Linked DNA regions of Homo sapiens: regions 2 and 3 are each linked to region 1. Evidence: chromatin contacts called from ENCODE Hi-C or POLR2A ChIA-PET data. All regions are on one chromosome and are shown on one strand. The core of a region is the stretch at or near the end of the contact, and the rest is flanking DNA. Distances in the headings are between cores, read along the strand shown. Region 1 overlaps ADAM11 (ADAM metallopeptidase domain 11). Region 2 holds the start of GRN (granulin precursor). Region 3 overlaps NMT1 (N-myristoyltransferase 1).

Region 1 (2,655 bases), core at 92-2,591:
AGGCTGTGCCATCCTCCACATAGCTCAGGTCAGAGCCGTCCGCCAGCTGCACGTGGCCTCCCCTGGGGAAGTGACACAGCCAGCCTCAGCCCCCTGTCTCCTAACCCCCAGCACAGCTGCAACCTCCCCTCCCTAGTCTTGGTCCTGGCCAGCACCTGCAGTCCAGCTCCTTGCCCTGGTGGTAGAAGGTGACACTACTGATGTCTCCCACCAGGTCCCCTAGCCGAGGAGCTCCAGAGATGTTGACACAGAGGAGGAAGCCACACAGCACGTCCCTGTTGGGGCATATAGAGACAGTGAGCCCCAAGTTTGACCTCAGACTCAACTACTGAACTCTAATCTGCCCTCACCCTGCACCCTGCCACCTCATTTGCCACGTGCCCGCCCATTGGGACTGACAGGCTCCTCCTGGGAGAACCTGCTGCCCCATCTCTGAAAAGTCTCACACCTGCCCTGGAGCTGAGAGGCCCTCTGGGAGCCTCAGTACTCACTGCTTACTGCACTGGACCCAGCCAGATCCCTTGCGCCCACAGCTCCCACGCTCCGTCCCCTCCACATTCAGCTTCTCGTAGCAGAAGCGATCAGCAGCCGCTGTGGGGAGAGGATGCCAAGTGACCCCACGCGCCCCAGGACCCACCCCAAGACCTCAGGCCTGCATCTCCCACACTCTGCCTGGGTCCCTGAGATCCTGGGGAGCTACACACTTGGGGGCCTGTTCAGCTGGAACCCACTCTCCCCAGCTTCTCAGCTCTGGGTCCTCCGGAGTCCCCACTCCCAGCCCTAGCCAGACTCACCATGGCCCCAAAGAACCTGGCACTGCCGGTCCCGGGTTTTGCAGCGACCTCCGTAGCAGCGGCCCTGAGAGTCCAAGAATTAAGAGGCAAGGGATGGAGATGCTGAGTGGTCAGAGTGGAGACAAGAGACTGCCCTGAATCCCAGGCTCAGGGGGCAGCCATCATACCTGCTCATGGTCACAGTAGTAACCGTCCAGCTTGTGCAGGTTAGGCGGGCACTGTGGAGAGAGGGGTGGGGTTGAGCGGAGCAGTCCCAGGACTGGAGCTGAGGGCTGCCCCAGGGAGGAATGCTGGGGTACCAAGTGCCCCCCATTGGGGGCTCATGCCACAGGGCTCTTCCACGCCTAGGACAAGCGATCTGTCTGGTTCTGGACCCAGACCACACGGATTTGCAAGCCCCAGAGCCGCTCCAGCCTCCCTCCCTCGTAGGGCTGGGAGATAAATGCCTGGCATGTAATTAGGTTGTAATAGATGTTAACTAATATTATCGTCTACTCTGATCCCTAACCTACACCAGGCACCGGGCCAGGCGCTGGGAATACCAGCCAGACGATACATTCTGGTTTAATGATTGAAGGAACAAGGCCAGGAGCATGAAGAACCCCTTTCTCAGATAAGAAAACAGTCTGATCAGTGGAGGTCGATGCCAGCTGTGGAGAGGAGGGGAGTGCTGAGCACTCGTCCGGGAAAACCAAATCGACAAGGGTAGGGGTTGCCTCGCCCAGGGCTCCACAAGACGGCGGGGCCGGGCGGACCTGGCTAGAGTCCCCGGTGCAGGTCTCCGCGATGTCGCACTCGTTCACGGCCTCTCGGCAGGACACACCCCGTGGTTCGTACTAGGGAAGAGACGCGCTCCTCGAGTCAGGCAGGATGGATGCCTCGGCCCTGCCCTCCCCAGGCCCCTCGCTCTCTGGACCCCCACATCCCCGGGCCCTCCAGCTCCCCAGGGCCCCGTTTCAGGCCTGTTCTTATTTCCCTGCTCCCACCACCTCTTGAACGCTCCCCACCTCGCTCCCAGCGCACTCAGCACCGCCCCCAAGCCCGCCCACCTTCCCGCCCCTCCTTGATTCTGGGCAGCCTTCCCTTCCCGCTCCTCGTAGCCCCGCCTTCAACATCCTTCAGCCCCGCCCCTTGCTCCCCATTGGCGCTGTCTTCGCATCAAGCCCTGCCCCAGAGGCCTTCGTCCCCGAAGGCTCCGCTTCCCTCCCTAGCTCCCACCCCTTATATGAAGGCCTCCAATCGCTCCTCCTGCGTCCTGGCCCCGCCTCCCGGCCGGTCCTGCTTACCTTGCAGCGGCGACAGCAGAGCCCGTCGCTGCACATGGCGTCGTGAGTCAGGGTGCATTTCTTGCAGCAGTTGCCACCTGCGCGGCTGCACTCCTGAGGGACGCGGGAGGAGGGGAAGGAGGCGGGCGAGCCCTAATCCTCCCACTCAGACGCTCCCTCGTGCCCACCCCCGCATCCCGGTTCCCCACCTGGCGCCCGCACCACCGCTCACCTGCACCGAGCCGCAGTCGCACTCCTCCCCTGCCTCCACGAAGCCGTTCCCGCACTCTGGGGGGTCCAGGAGCTGGACCGGGAGGACAGGTCGGGAGTCTGGCCCGGACCCCGCCCAGGGCCCGCTCCCATGCTCCCCGCCGCGGGGCTGGTACCTTGAGGGGCTTGTTGAAGAGGCAGCTGCCACCACCCTCCTGCAGAAACTGGTTGTACTCGTCGATGCTACAGCGCGAGAACTTGCGGGGCAGGTAGAACCTGGATAGGGCGAGGGGAGGTGCTGCTGGCTGCTCCCCTCCAACCCACCCTCACCCCTCTCAAGGCTGGGGAGGGGGTACACTGGGGGACTTCGTCACCATCGCGAGGAG
Region 2 (2,655 bases), core at 103-2,602, 430 kb after region 1:
CATGGTGACGTCAGGCTTTGATGGCCCCAGAGCGTATTGGACCTGGGTTCATATCACTAGTGGCACGATGGGCAGTGCCTGGGAATGGTGCAACAGGTACAACAGAAACAGGGTACAGGGACTGCCTGAAAATCGCACTTGGGTCCTAATCCTAGAATTGCCAACTGTGAGGGCCTGAGAAGTTGCTCTCTGTCTGTGCCTCAGTTACCCCACGAGTCTAGGTGTGGATACCACTGCGGGGGGAGGGGCAGGAAATCTCACCCACCCAGTCACTCACATCCTCTCTGCTCCACCTGGCTTTCCTCAAGTGCCCCTCCCCTAACTCAGCATCCCCAAGAGGCCACCTCCTGGACAGATAAGGATGAAGTTCACTGGTCCTGGACAGTGGACCCTCTCCTCAGCCCCACAGCTCCCAGGCAAAGCACCTGCAGCTGGCACCGCCTGCTTCCTGGGTGTTCTCAGCAGGCTGTCCGCTGCCATGGCTTGCTGGGAAGGGGAGTCTGTCTGCACAGGAGTGTTCGGCTCCCTGGTGAATTACCTGTGCATGTGGCCCCTCCTGTTTACCCTAAATTGAGGGAGTATAGTGTATGCTTCTACTGAATACAAGCACTCGCATACAGAAACAGGGATGAGGAGGCGAGTCGCAGTCTCTCATGCCACCCTACACCGCCAAAACAGCCAGAGGGGACAGCAGCCTCTTCAAGACCCTAGCTCCGTTATCTTCCACTAGGTGGCACCCCCCAACTCCGAGTGCCAAGGGGAGAGGAAATTCCCAAAAGGGGAGCCAACCTAGCTGCAAATGAGCAGGAAAAAGTGGCTGGGAGAGGCGGAAGCTAGCTCGTCCCACCCGCAACAAGAGGAAGTAAGGAGGAGCCAGACCAGGTTCAGTCACCACTCCCAAGTCCCTACTACCTTCGAGAAGCCAAGGTCTCAGGTCTCGTTCCCAGGCCCTCGGAGCTCCCAGCCCAGGGTCGCGCGCCCCTCCGGCTCCAGGCCGCCGCGGGAACCACCCACCACCACCAGGAGAGGGGAAGAAGCCAGCACCTACCGACAGGGGTGGAGCTGGGTCAAGAATGGTGTGGTCCCTGCTTTGGGGGAATGCTGGGGAGGTAGAAAGCCCCTTCTAACGGGGCGTCACTGCAATTACTGCTTCCTCTTTCCCATAAAACTCCCCCTAGTGTATCAGAACCCCCAAGGAGTTTCAGTAAGCGGTTCTTCTGTTGTCTCCGGCTGAGACTCCAGGGGAACCTCAAGCTCACATGGCCCTGGCGGGCCCCTGGGCAGGAGCAGGCGAGAGGTCTGCGCGGCCGCTCTCCTACCTGCGTCCGACTCCGCGGTCCTTGGGCAGCAGCAACCGGGTAGCGCTCAGACTACAGACCCCAGCGCGATGACCCGCCTACCTCAGTTTCCATTGGCCAGGGATCAGGGCTACCCGCTCCCATTGGCTACTTATCAATATAGAGGTGGGGCCAGCCTGGAATGCTGTGTTTCTTTTCTACTCAAATCACTCTCCTCCCTGCTTCCTCTCGCCCCACACCCCATTTCTAGGGATCATGTGATTGGAGAATCATGTGACGTCGGGACAGCCTCAGCAGGGCAGCTGGTGCTCGTCGCCTTCCTTAACCCATCCTGCAGGCGCCTGGGGGAGTTTGCTAGAGATGATAGCGCGTGTCTGGGGCATTGACAGTGCGAGGGAGTGTTATGAATTGGGAATATTTGTGCTCGCCTTTCTATCCTTTTGTTTGTTTGTTCTGAGACGGAGTCTCACTCTGTCGCCAGGCTGGAGTGCAGTGGCACGATCTCGGCTCACTGCAACCTCTGCCTCCCGGGTTCAAGCGATTCTCCTGCCTCAGCCTCCCGAGTAGCTGGGACTACAGGCGCGCACCACCACGCCCAGCTAATTTTTGTATTTTTAGTAGAGACGGGGTTTCACCATGTTGGCCAGGATGGTCTCGATTTCTTGACCTCGTGATCCGCCCACCTCGGCCTCCCAAAGTGCTAAGATTACAGGCATGAGCCACCGCGCCCGGACTTGTGTGTTTGTTTTAGAGACAGGGTCTCGCTCAGTCGCCCAAGCTGATCATAGCTCACTGCGGCCTGCAACTCCTGCTCCCAAAGCGATTCTCCTACCGCAGCCCCCCAAGGCGCTGGGATTACAAATGTGAGCTACTGAGCTGGCTCGCTCCTATCCTATCCTGCCCTGTCTTGTCCTGTCCTGTCCTGCCCTATTCTGCCCTATTCTCCAAACTCGGTTGACATGCTAGGCAGGCCCCAGAGTGAGTTGAAGGATGGTTTCCAGGACAAAGATAAACAGCCCCAAAGCCCTTTCCTCAAGGTGCTCAGCAGGACAGGGAGCAGGGATTGGTGGGAGACAGTCTCAGGCTGAATCTAATTTAAGATACAAGGTTGTGCGCCAGTTGCCAGGTGTAGGGAGAGGAAGTAGATTGTCTCCAGGTGGGGAAGAAGAGATTTCATTCCACCTTAGGAGCATCTCCTTGAGCTGAGTCTGGGAAGATTTTAACTGGCAGGTGGAGGAGGAGGTGTTGGGAAGAGCCCTGGGAAACCAGATGGGAAGGGCAGGCTTGGCAGGGATTGAATGCCATGTTCAATGCCAGTGGGCTTCAGGAGCTGCTGGGTGCCTGGCACGGGCTGGGC
Region 3 (2,655 bases), core at 84-2,583, 300 kb before region 1:
CATGCCATTGCACTCCAGCTCTGGGCGACAGAGCAAGACTCCATCTTGGGGAAAAAAAAAAAAAGAAAAAGAAAAGAAAAGAAAAAAAGAAAAGTCAAAATTAGGAGTCCAACCTGAGTACAGTGAATCCTAATCTGTAGAATCAGCTAAACACAGAGGTAATTTTAACTGTATATTTTAGACAATCAATTTTCAAATAATTGAAAGGTCCAGCATGGTGGGTCATGCCTGTAATCCCAACACTTTGGGAGGAAAAGGCAGGCGGATCACTTGAGCTCAGGAGTTTGAGACCAGCCTGGGCAACATGGCGAAACCCCGTCTCTAACACAAATCCAAAAATTAGCCAGGTGTGGTGGTGCACACTTGTAGTCCCAACTACTGGGGAGGCTGAGTTGAGAGGTTGGCTTGAAGCCTGGGAGGAGGAGCCTGCAGTGAGCTAAAATCGCACAACTATACTCCAGCCTGGGCAATACAGCCAGACACTGTCTCAAAACAAACAAACAAACAAACAAAAAAACACCAAAACCCCCAAGAATTAAAACAATATAAAATACAATTTTCCATTAACATTATGTTAAATACAATTTATAATTCAGAAAGACTTCAGGGTCTCAAAATGCCTCGGAGTTATTATGAATATTACTATCATCTCACAGACAGATACTGTGTATATATATATATACAGGGAGAAAGTGATCTGAAATCACATGCTGCCAATTCTCTTCACAGAATGTCTTCAGATTCTCCTATCTCTTCCTGTTCCTGGGAGGAATGCTCACATCCAGACTTCATGACCTTACCCTTGGACTTAAGTTACCTCCAGCCTTTTCTGGATCTCTTTGCCTTCACAATCTTTCTGCATCACCTGAACTCTATATAGCTGTGGGACTCACCTCTGTGAAAATGGCTTTCCATGTGTCCCCCCCATGCTTGAAATCCTAGAGTAACAGCGGCTTCTTAACTTGGAAGGTATCAAGCCCAATTTTTCCCTAGGCCTATCACCCTCATTTCCCACTTACGCTGTCCACTCTTGCCTCCCACAGCTTCCATCTGGCCGGGCCTCTCAGTGCCCCTGATGCAGAAAGACTGTGACAGGGAGAGATCCAGTTAAGTCTGAAGGTTCCTTTAGTCCAAGCATAAGGTCATGAAGTCTAGATGCAAGTACACCTACTTGGTATGATATTAATGAGACCCAGAAGGCATTAACATGGAAGGAAGACTGAGAACATTCAAAGGGGAAATAAGGTAACTTCCTTAAAACCAGATGCTCAGCAAAACCCCCAAGGCCATGGCAAACAACAGAAACCATAAAGTCATTTATGGCCTAAAGATAACTTCTTCTTCTTAGTAACTCAATTTTGTTATTGCACACAGGACCATCTGCAGCCTAGGACAACTCTGTGGTTTTCCTACTCCAGATATTTTCACTTCAGTCTCAGGATTACGTGAAGCATTATAAGATTTAAAAACTGGCTCATAGGCTGGGTGCGGTGGCTCACGCCTGTAATCTCAGCACTTTGGGAGGCCAAGGCAGGCGGATCACCTGAGGTCGGGAGTTCGAGACCAGCCTGACCAATAAGGAGAAACCCTGTCTCTACTAAAAATACAAAATTAGCCGGGCGTGGTGGCACATGCCTGTAATCCCAGCTACTCGGGAGGCTGAGGCAGGAGAATCACTTGAACCTGGGAGGTGAAGATTGTGGTAAGCCAAGATTGCACCACTATACTACAGCCTGGGTAAGAAGATCAAAACTCCATCTCAAAAAACAAACAAACAAGACCTGGCTGATATTAGGAGACAAAGCAGTGTCCCATTGTTGGATACAATTTATAATATAAATTCTTATTCATAACAGCTTATGGAACAAATTATCTGGTCCATAACCACAAATTAGCTGGTTCCATAACAGCTTATGGAACAAATTATGGTAATATGAATTACCATAAGAATAACTTTTTATAATTCTACAAAAGAAAGAATCAAAAAGGTAAGGTGAAGAACTGCTGTAGATTAACCAACTGGATACTTACTAAACATAATTTCACATGGGGAAAATAATTACTTCTTCCAACTTTAAAAGTCTTTACAAATATGCAAAATCACTGTAAAAACTACCTTCCTGCCTTTGTTCTTCCTATTTAGCGGAGATACTTCCATGTAGCTATCACCTCATGAACCCAATTTTTGTGGAAGGATCTTGGGCTGAACTCTTGTTCTGCTTTATGCATTGCCAATACAAGTATCTAGAAATCTCCAAGACCGAAACTAAAATCAGAGAGCAAATTTCATTTTCTTTATATTGGCTTGAATTTGTACAAGCAGCCAGTTACTGAGCAAAAATCCTGTTTCAACTTGTACATCAAGCACACGGCTGAAGAACACAGGGAAGTTGTTTTTTCTTTTCTTTTTTTTTTTTTGAGACAGAGTTTCACTCTTGTTGCCCAGGCTGGAGTGCAATGGCACGATCTCAGCTCACTGCAGCCTCCGCCTCCTAGGTTCAAGGGATTCTCCTGCCTCAGCTTCCCAAGTAGTTGGGATTATAAGCATGTGCCATCACACCCAGCTAATTTTTGTATTTTTAGTAGAGACAGGGTCTCACCAAGTTGGTCAGTCTGGTCTCAAACTCCTGACCTCAGGTGATTCACCTGCCTCAG

The links. A loop is a pair of places that touch in the nucleus more often than their neighbours do. ChIA-PET counts read pairs that join two places held with the same protein, here RNA polymerase II (POLR2A). Pooled maps may share reads with other maps.
Region 2: a loop to region 1 is called in a pooled map, with 17 times the contacts of the local background. The contact joins the promoter of GRN here to the enhancer-like site in region 1. A Hi-C loop is called at or near these places in 4 of 50 pooled maps. POLR2A ChIA-PET finds 5 or more read pairs at or near these places in 2 of 52 experiments (HEK293 and PC-9).
Region 3: a pooled map shows a loop between it and region 1 (2.8-fold over the local background). The contact joins two enhancer-like sites. A Hi-C loop is called at or near these places in 2 of 168 maps with a recorded cell type or tissue (CD4-positive, alpha-beta memory T cell and naive thymus-derived CD4-positive, alpha-beta T cell), 3 of 37 single-sample maps with no recorded cell type and 14 of 50 pooled maps. POLR2A ChIA-PET finds 5 or more read pairs at or near these places in 9 of 52 experiments (CD4-positive, alpha-beta T cell, CD4-positive, alpha-beta memory T cell, HCT116 and 5 more).

Annotation. Positions count from the first base shown.
Region 1 is chr17:44,775,102-44,777,756 of GRCh38, reverse strand. It overlaps ADAM11 (ADAM metallopeptidase domain 11), which reads right to left. Exons shown (of 27, transcript NM_002390.6): 15 at 2,446-2,545; 16 at 2,292-2,363; 17 at 2,081-2,173; 18 at 1,550-1,630; 19 at 962-1,012; 20 at 795-858; 21 at 492-591; 22 at 156-275; 23 at 1-62. Among named protein-coding and RNA genes, the nearest start is that of ADAM11, 17 kb to the right of the region's middle. RefSeq lists an enhancer at 1,209-1,709 and a silencer at 1,547-1,866. Within about 2 kb of position 1,341, at least 9 of the 41 ENCODE cell types and tissues checked have a DNase peak (open chromatin) inside an H3K27ac peak, as active enhancers do.
Region 2 is chr17:44,343,999-44,346,653 of GRCh38, reverse strand. It overlaps GRN (granulin precursor), which reads right to left and starts at 1,352. Exons shown (of 13, transcript NM_002087.4): 1 at 1,320-1,352. RefSeq lists enhancers at 1,080-1,229, 2,381-2,655.
Region 3 is chr17:45,076,514-45,079,168 of GRCh38, reverse strand. All of the region lies in intron 1 of NMT1 (N-myristoyltransferase 1), which reads right to left. Among named protein-coding and RNA genes, the nearest start is that of NMT1, 17 kb to the right of the region's middle. Within about 2 kb of position 1,333, at least 3 of the 41 ENCODE cell types and tissues checked have a DNase peak (open chromatin) inside an H3K27ac peak, as active enhancers do.